2 separate regions of the Homo sapiens genome follow, and region 2 is linked to region 1. The links are chromatin contacts, found by Hi-C or POLR2A ChIA-PET in ENCODE. All regions are on one chromosome and are shown on one strand. Each heading gives the region's core, a stretch centred on a gene start or an enhancer-like site at or near the end of the contact. The rest is flanking DNA. Distances are from core to core; before and after follow the strand shown.

The links. Hi-C counts contacts between places; a loop is a spot of excess contacts on that map. ChIA-PET counts read pairs that join two places held with the same protein, here RNA polymerase II (POLR2A). Pooled maps may share reads with other maps.
Region 2: a map of GM12878 shows a loop between it and region 1 (3-fold over the local background). The contact joins two enhancer-like sites. A Hi-C loop is called at or near these places in 8 of 168 maps with a recorded cell type or tissue (CD14-positive monocyte, CD4-positive, alpha-beta memory T cell, Caco-2 and 4 more), 30 of 37 single-sample maps with no recorded cell type and 17 of 50 pooled maps. POLR2A ChIA-PET finds 5 or more read pairs at or near these places in 16 of 52 experiments (AG04450, BJ, CD4-positive, alpha-beta T cell and 9 more).

What each region holds. Positions count from the first base shown.
Region 1 is chr6:106,124,582-106,128,612 of GRCh38, reverse strand. No RefSeq gene overlaps it. Among named protein-coding and RNA genes, the nearest start is that of PRDM1, 40 kb to the right of the region's middle. Within about 2 kb of position 2,397, at least 3 of the 41 ENCODE cell types and tissues checked have a DNase peak (open chromatin) inside an H3K27ac peak, as active enhancers do; they include CD14-positive monocyte and GM12878, where a contact is called at or near this core.
Region 2 is chr6:106,162,117-106,166,245 of GRCh38, reverse strand. No RefSeq gene overlaps it. Among named protein-coding and RNA genes, the nearest start is that of PRDM1, 78 kb to the right of the region's middle. RefSeq lists enhancers at 1,284-1,743, 1,754-1,803, 1,824-1,923, 1,348-2,194, 2,654-2,733 and 1 more. Within about 2 kb of position 1,670, at least 21 of the 41 ENCODE cell types and tissues checked have a DNase peak (open chromatin) inside an H3K27ac peak, as active enhancers do; they include CD14-positive monocyte and GM12878, where a contact is called at or near this core.

The sequences.
Region 1 (4,031 bases), core at 1,148-3,647:
CCTCGGCCTCCCAAAGTGCTGGGATTACAGGCATGAGCCACCGTGCCCAGCCGTGCAGAGGCCAGTGTTCTAAAAGGACAAGGTCTTATCATCAAAATAACTTATATGATCCTCATAAGCATGACATTTCTGTGTTATATTTTGAACTCCATGTTGCTTTTCTTATTTGTCAACATTATAGTGTTTTCCATGCCAGACTTCACCACAGCAAACAATAAATAGCCAGACTCAAAGACATCAAATTATTATTTTTATTTTACTTTTTTATTTTTTTTATTTTTTGAGATGGAGTTTCTCTGTTGTCACTCAGGCTGGAGTACAATGGCGCAATCTCAGCTCACTGCAACCTCCGCTTCCTGGGTTCAAGCAATTATCCTGCCTCAGCCTCCCAAGTAGCTGGGACTACAGGCACGCACCACCACACCTGGCTAATTTTTGTATTTTTAGTAGAGACGGGGTTTCACCATGTTGGCCAGGCTTGTCTCTAACTCCTGACCTCAGGTGATCCACCCGCTTCAGCCTCCCAAAGTGCTGGAATTACAGGCGTGAGCCACGGCATACGGCCAGCGTCACATTATTGAGGAAGTTAATGTCCACGGATCCAAATTATATAGATGAATTATTTTTAAATATTTCAAATATGTTTAAGGTTGTGCACCTGTGTTTTAATTGCTCAAGAGGTGATTAGATGGCGTAGAGGTGGTGAGAGACAGGACAGCATAGTACTAAGAGCCAGACCATCTCCTTGTTGAAAGGAGGACAAGATATGTTTGCTGGGTGTTATATGAGTGTGTTTGTAAAGCATTTGGGAAGCATTAACTCTTATTTTTAGGCAGGGAGAAGAATGAACTGGAACTAAAGATTGGTTCCGGATCAGAACAAGAGTAAATCTCCCCCTACCCTTTCTCTCTGCCTCAGGAAAAGGAGAAAAAAAGAAATAGTATAGTAAATATGGACAATTTTACTATATAATAATTTCTTTCTTATTAAACACCTAAAAATATTTTTATTATGTTAAAATGCTTTCTTTTTTTCTTTTGAGACAGAGTCTCTCTCTGTCCCCCAGGCTAGAATGCAGTGGCGTGATCTCAGCTCACTGCAACCTCTGCTTCCCAGGTTCAAGCGATTCTCCTGCCTCAGCCTCCCGAGTAGCTGAGATTACAGGCATGTGCCACCACACCCGGCTAATTTTTGTATTTCTAGTAGAGACAGGGTTTCACCATGTTGCCCAGGCTGGTCTCAAACTCCTGACCTCAAGTGATCTGCCAGCCTCGGCCTCTCCAAATGCTGAGATTACACGTGTGAGCCACCGTGCCTGGCCAAATGCTTTTTTGTTTTTAACTAAATAATGATAATTTATGACTAACAATTTTACTAAATAATAGTATAGTAAACATGGAGAAGGAGGAAAGAAGCCGTGGGGATACTTTGAAGCTACTTGTGTCTATTTGTAAAATAACCATTGCCTAAAACAGAACTCTGACTTAAATACTGATGGCAACTCAATAATCTGCCAACATCTGACAAGAAAAATGCAGAAAAAAGAAAGAAAGAGGGAAAGGGTAGTGAAAATAGTCAAGATAATAGAAACAAGAAAGCACTTCAAAGGTGCCTTAAGCAGCAGTGAGACCCCACTGCCCCTTCTGGGATATGTCATGAATGTACATAGAGAATTCCTACCGAGGAATAAGAAGTGAAATAATTGGGTTCAGAAATGAGGACTTCTTGAGGGAGCAGTGAGGTTGGCTGACTTTTTCTTTAGTTTCATCGTCTCATGAAATGCAAACTCACTGCAAGGAAGTACAATCTTATGTTGTTCATTAAATACCGACTTGGTAAATGAAAGGACAAAGCCTAAAGATGTGGCATCATTAATTTTTTTCACTCCCAACTGTTGGTTGAGTCATTTCCAAAGACAGACTGCAAACCCCTTGAGCTGTGGCTGGAAATGAGGAATGAAGATCAGCTTAGGTGCTGAGAATTTTTATCCATCAAGACCTGGGGTGCTGGACACAGGGTAGAACTTTTGAAGCATTCACTGAAAGCCAAACAGTAGTCAAGAAAAGTTAAGACATAAGAAGACCCCTGTCTTCTACGCAGGAATGGGGAGGTCCTCTCCCTGCAGCTCAGCTTCTGGGCCATCAAAACATGAAGAAACAAGATGGTTGGTGGTTTTGTGTTGTAAACATTCAGCTCCAACACACACCTCAGTTCGTTAAGCGGTGAGGCGGGGAGGATGATCCATTTTGACTCATGCTGCCGAGGTGGCGGAAATCCTCCTGAAGACAGCAGGAGGGATGCAGTGAGACCAAATTACCCACGCATCTGTGGAAATGGGTGGGGAGAGAAAGTGATTCATGTCAGGACTAAGATAGCCTGATTCGTGTCTTTATGAACTCCAAGTGGTCCAGAGTCCATTTTCCAAAGTCATCATGAAAGAGGAAGTTTATTTTAGTAAATAGAAAGTAAAACATGTTGGAGCTGCACACACAGATGAGACTCAGGTGAGGAAGGTGCTGGGACTCCATGCCCAGGAGAAGTGAGGGGGCTGCCAGCGCAGCCAGTGGGCTCGGTGCCCAGAGACCTACTTGATCACACACCTCAGAGGGCTCACTTGATCACACACCTCAGCGGGACTCATGTGCATAGCAAAAAGAGAAAGGGGGTGACAAAATTCGGGGGACTTTGGCCTTTGGCCTTTGTTACATTTCTTTTTTTTTTTTTAGACAGACTCTCACTCTGTTGCCCAAGGGAGTGCAGTAGCACAACCTCACCTCACTGCAACCTCCATCTCCCCAGTTCAAGCCTCAACCTCCCGAGTAGCTGGGACTACGGGCGCACACCACCATGCCCGGCTAATTTCTGGATTTTTAGTAGAGATGGGGTTTCGCCATGTTGGTCAGGCTGGCGTTGAACTCCTGATCTCAGGTGATTCGCCTGCCTCACCCTCCCAAAGTGCTGGGATTATAAGCATGAGGCACTGTGCCCAGCCCTTTGTTATATTTTTAAAAATTAATTCAATTACTGAGGTGTTTTTTTTCCCACATAAAAAAGGGCAAAAGTTATCCATTTTTCTGACTGCTTTACTCCTATTATATGGTTTCCAGATCTGAGATTGTAGGAGGTTTTATACAACCCCTCACAGATAAAAATTGATATGAGATCCATTTTGGTGTGGAGTGTCAATGCTGAAGCATCTAGCTTGGACTGGACCCATGGTGGGGAGGTTTGGGTGCCCCGAAGGCTGCCTGCCCTGGCTGTTTGCTGGAAAGTCTGTATGATCACCCACCTTCTCTTGAGCAATAGAGAGAACCTCCTAGTTCTCCACCCCCACCCCAAAACTGTCTCAGCAGCCTGGTCTCAGGAAAGCCCCAAGCCTGAGTTGTTGAACTTGCTCTCACAGTGTTCGATCGGTTTGAGGAAAATAACTGTCATGTCCTTAGCATTGCCTCTGCTGAAAACCCAAGGGGACTGTGACCATGTGGCAGTGATATAGAAAGAGCACTGCATGTAGAGTTAAAAGACCGAGGGTGTAGTCCCAGCTTTGCAGCTGATGCTTGATGTGTCCATGGGCAGGTCGCTTGTCCCCAGTCTCCTGCTTGTAAGATGAGGAAGTTGAGCAAAATCTCCAGGGTCCCTCCTCCCTATGAGATTCTTCGAGTCTATGAAGTCCAGACTCTCTGGTAATGTGCCAGGAAGAACTTAGAACCTTTCTTATGACAGGAGCCAGGGCTGCTCAGTCCCCTCCTTGGCCACATGTGTCCAGGTGACAGAGAACACCCATGAGTGTGACAACACAGGTTCTCAGGGAAGGAGGAATCTTCCGGCTTTCTCTCCTGCGTTTCCCAAATCCTCTCCCTTTTGAATAAACATGTTGAGATGGTGACCTAAAACCCCATGTCATGTAGTATTAGGTTATTGAAACCCCTCCTTGTGTCTCGCTCTCCATGTCAGAAGCATTGGATTGGAACTGACTTGAAGGAGACAGAGCAGTAACTCCCACGCCTTCCTCCAACAGAACTATTTTAAAA
Region 2 (4,129 bases), core at 421-2,920, 38 kb before region 1:
TTAACCAGGCTAGTCTTGAACTTCTGACCTCAAGAGATTGTCCCACCTCAGCCTCCCAAAGTGCTGGGGTTACAGGCGTGAGCCACAATGCCCAGCCCCCCTATTCATTTTTCTCAATTGAAAGTTGAATGCCCTTGCCTCTTTGACACACACATATACAACCACTCTCCTCTTGCATCTGGCCTCCTGCCAATCTAGGTTACTCACCTGATCTTTGCTCTTCAGTGGTCTTCCAACATCTGTCTCTGTCCAAACCAGCAGCCTCAGGAAAGCCTTGCTTCCATGCTAGCAAACTGGCCTCCTCTAGGGCCATCTAACCAGTCTTTCCTTGTTGCCTTTTATATACTAAATATGATTCCTAGGGGGTAAATTTTTTTTAAGGTGTTAAATACCATGTCTAGGCAGATTCAGCTCACCCAGAAGACTAGAATTGGCAGCTATGCCTCCTGCTCTCTGCTTTGATTCAGAACCTGTGCTATGCTATTGTCAAGCCTGGGTATTGTACCTTCTTGGTCCATTTTTGAATTTTTCATCCATTTTGACCAACACTGTTTAATTCCTGCTTTTTTTTTTTTTTTTTTTTTTGAGACGGAGTTTCATGCTTGTGGCCCAAGGTGGAGTGCAATGGTACGATCTCAACTCACTGCAACCTCCACCTCCCAGGTTCAAGCGATTCTCCCGCTTCAGCCTCCCAAGTAGCTGGGATTACAGATGGCCACCACCATGCCTGGCTAATTTTTGTATTTTTTTGTAGGGACTGGGTTTCACCATGTTGGCCAGGCTGGTCTGGAACTCCTGACCTCAGGTGATACACCTGCCTTGGCCTCCCAAAGTGCTGGGATTATAGGTGTCAGCCACCGCGTCTGACCAATTCCTGCATTTTTTAAAATGACAAATGACATGGTCAAGAAAGCCTTTCTGCATTTCCTTTCTTTGGTCTTCATTTATTCATTCAACCAGTATTCTGTTACTGTGTCCTCTGAACAGTCTCAATAAAATTGTTGCTGCTTGGTGCTTTGTGTATGTGCACCTGTTCCCTCTCCTAGGTTATGAGAACAAAAGCCAAAGATCCTATTTTAAAATTTTTATTTATTTTCTTAATTTTTTGCATCACCCACAAGACCACAGGCAAAGCCTGCTTGGGAATGAACTCGTGAAGAGCTGTGAAGCACAGATGGGTCTCTCTGGTCTTTTCCCTCTACTTCCATCCCCCTTTCTATTCTTCTAAGAGTCTCACAGACCCTTTCCATCTGAATTTAGTTAGGCCTCCAGCAAGCAGAGACACAGATTTCACAGTCAGGTGCTGCTCCATGCTGTACTGGGGTGATGCCCCAAAGGTGTTCTTGGCCCCGGCCTTCAACACCCTGTGTTGATGTACTTGGTGGCAGATTCCCTGCCATCTCCCCAAATGATCGTGTCTTCTCTTCACATCTCATTATGTTTTCCTTGGCCTGATTCCTTTCCTCCTACCCAGTCTGATTCGTCTGCCTTTTCCTGACTCCCTTCCAGGCCACCCCTTCCCCTGGCCTCTCTTCGTACCTTGGCCGTTAGTCTTGCTTGATGCCTCTGTATGCCTCACTTTGGTTTCTGTTCCCCCTTATTCTTTTTCTTTCACTTTCCCCCACCCACCCGTCGTTTTTAACAGTGTCATCATGACTTACAGTGTGGGAACATGATGCTTGCTGTCTCCCACATTACATAGCCGCCCCTGGATTTCATGTGACCAACATTCCTTCCCCTAACCCCTTGGGCAGGATAGAAACTCCCCCACTGCCAGAAGCCGGGGCCTAGCCCTCATCGCGAGTCCCGCTTCCTGCCCACCTCAGGAAGCAAGGGCAGGGCAGAAGATGGAGGCCAGGGCCACAGAGTTCACCCCAGACCTCGTGTCAGATTCTGTGGGGCAGTGTGAGCTGGGTGTGACTCAAGGCACCACTCACAGCAGCTTTACTCTGTGAAAGCACGAAACAGGGAGGGTCCTCATAAAGGAATGGCAGGGGCTGTGGGGAAGAGGTGGGGTAGCACATATGACTGAGGCCAGGGAGGTTTCTAGTGCTGACATGACTTGGCCTCCTCATCCACAAAACTCACTTGAAACACCAGAGCTTGATGAATAACAGCGTCCCAGTCATAAGCAGAAAGAGCTCTTCCCTTTTTCTTCCGTCAGCCCTCACACATACCGCTTGTGCAATCTGTTCTTATGTGAAGGTTTGCAAAATCGTCCAAGTGGAGGATGGGTCTGGGATTTCTTGGACACATATCCATCCTGGAGGGCCAGACATCAGCCAGGGCAGCTGGAACAACCTGGACTGTCACAGTAGGAGGGGACGGGGGGTGTCAAGGCTGCTGGGAATGGGGCCTTCTAGCACTCGGTTTCAGAGAGCAATAAATGGAGTTCTTATTTCAAACGTGCAAACCGGATTTGGTCAAATACTCTCCCTGTGAGGCAGCTGCCCTTTGAGGCTGTGGACCAGAGTGGAAATAAAGCTCCTGTCTGACAAAGGATAGGTTTCCTTGACCCTTTCTGCTGACTATTCCACTTCCTGCTGGTTTGCTGCGTTGATCCTTGGGCAGCAGCCCCAGGGGTGCTTGCTGCAGCAGAGTGAAAGTGATTGCCAGCCTGAGCTCTACAGGCTGACTTTGGGCTCTGCAGGCACGTTCTTCCCCTTGCTTATTTTCCACTGCTGTTTGTGAGTCAAGCTCAAGGGCCACGCTGAACAGGCTGCTGGAGGAAAGGAGTGAGCCAGGTCTCTTGATATCTTCTAAAGTCTCAGAAAGGAAGTACAGACCTAATTCAGTGCCCTCTCCTTTTCTCTTCAAGTGCAGGTGGTTAAAGTCCCCCTGATATGGTTTGACTATGTCCCCTAAAAAGCATGTATTGGAAAATTAATCCCCATTGTAACAGAGTTCGGGGGTGGGGCCTGATGAGAGATGATCAGGCCATGAGGGCAGAGTGAATGAATTAATGCCGTTACTGCAGGAGTAGGTTGGTTATAAAAAGGGAGTTTGGCCCTCTTTTACACACACGCACTCTCTCTCTCTCCCTCTCTCGCTGTCTCGCTCTCTCACTCTCTTGCTCTCTCACTCTCTTGCTCTCTTGCCATGGGATGATGTAGCCACCAGGTGCCAGCTCCTCAGTCTTGGGCTTCCCAGCCTCCAGAACTGTGAGCCAAGACATTTCTATTAATTGTAAATCACTCAGTCTGTGGTATTCTGTTATTACAGCACAAAATGGACTAAGACATCACCCCTGGGTGCATCCCACTCATGACACAGGCAGGAAAGCAAAGATAGCTAAACTCAGGATAGGCATTTGTATTCAGAGGGTTTTTTTGTTTTTTTGGGTTTTTTTTGCATTTTTCCACATTGCCTAGTATATAGCACTGAGAATGCGTTTTAAGATTTATGGACAGTTTTGACATTTAAATAAGGTATGACCAAGGTAAAGGGAGAAAATTGTGGGAATTTTGTCAAATAGGACCAAGGAATGCAATTTTTTTTCAAACACTATTTTTAAAGGACTCTTTTTGTAGAACCTTAGCTTTATTTGGTATCAGCCAAGTGTACCAATCTCCTGTTTCTGATTTGAGAACAAAATGTGTACTGTTACCCGTACCAAGTATCTCAGATACCTTTTCCAACCAATTTTGAAAGTTCACAGAACTGGTCTTCCTGAGTCCTTTGGCCTTAGATGTGTAGATACACAGATGATCCATTGGTGTGCAAGAAGAAAATATCTTAACTTCTATTTCTATCTGTGTTTCAATCTAAACAACAAATAAATTAAGCTTTACTGTTACTAATAAATATGATTAATGCTACATGTATTCACAAGTGTACACATATAAAATTTATAGATAAATATAAATATGATGGGGATGCAGGCCCAATTTTAAAAATTAGATTGTATGATCAAAAATTGGTGGAGGCCAGACATGGTGGCTCATGCCTGTAATCCCAGCACTTTCAGAGGCTGAGGCAGGAGGATCACTTGAGCCCAGGAGTTTGAGACCAGGCTGAGCAACAGAGCAAGACCCCATCTCTACAAAATAAAAAATTAACTGAGCATGGTGGCACATGCCTGTAGTCCCAGCTATATAGGAGGCTGAGGTGGGAGGATCTCTTGAGCCCA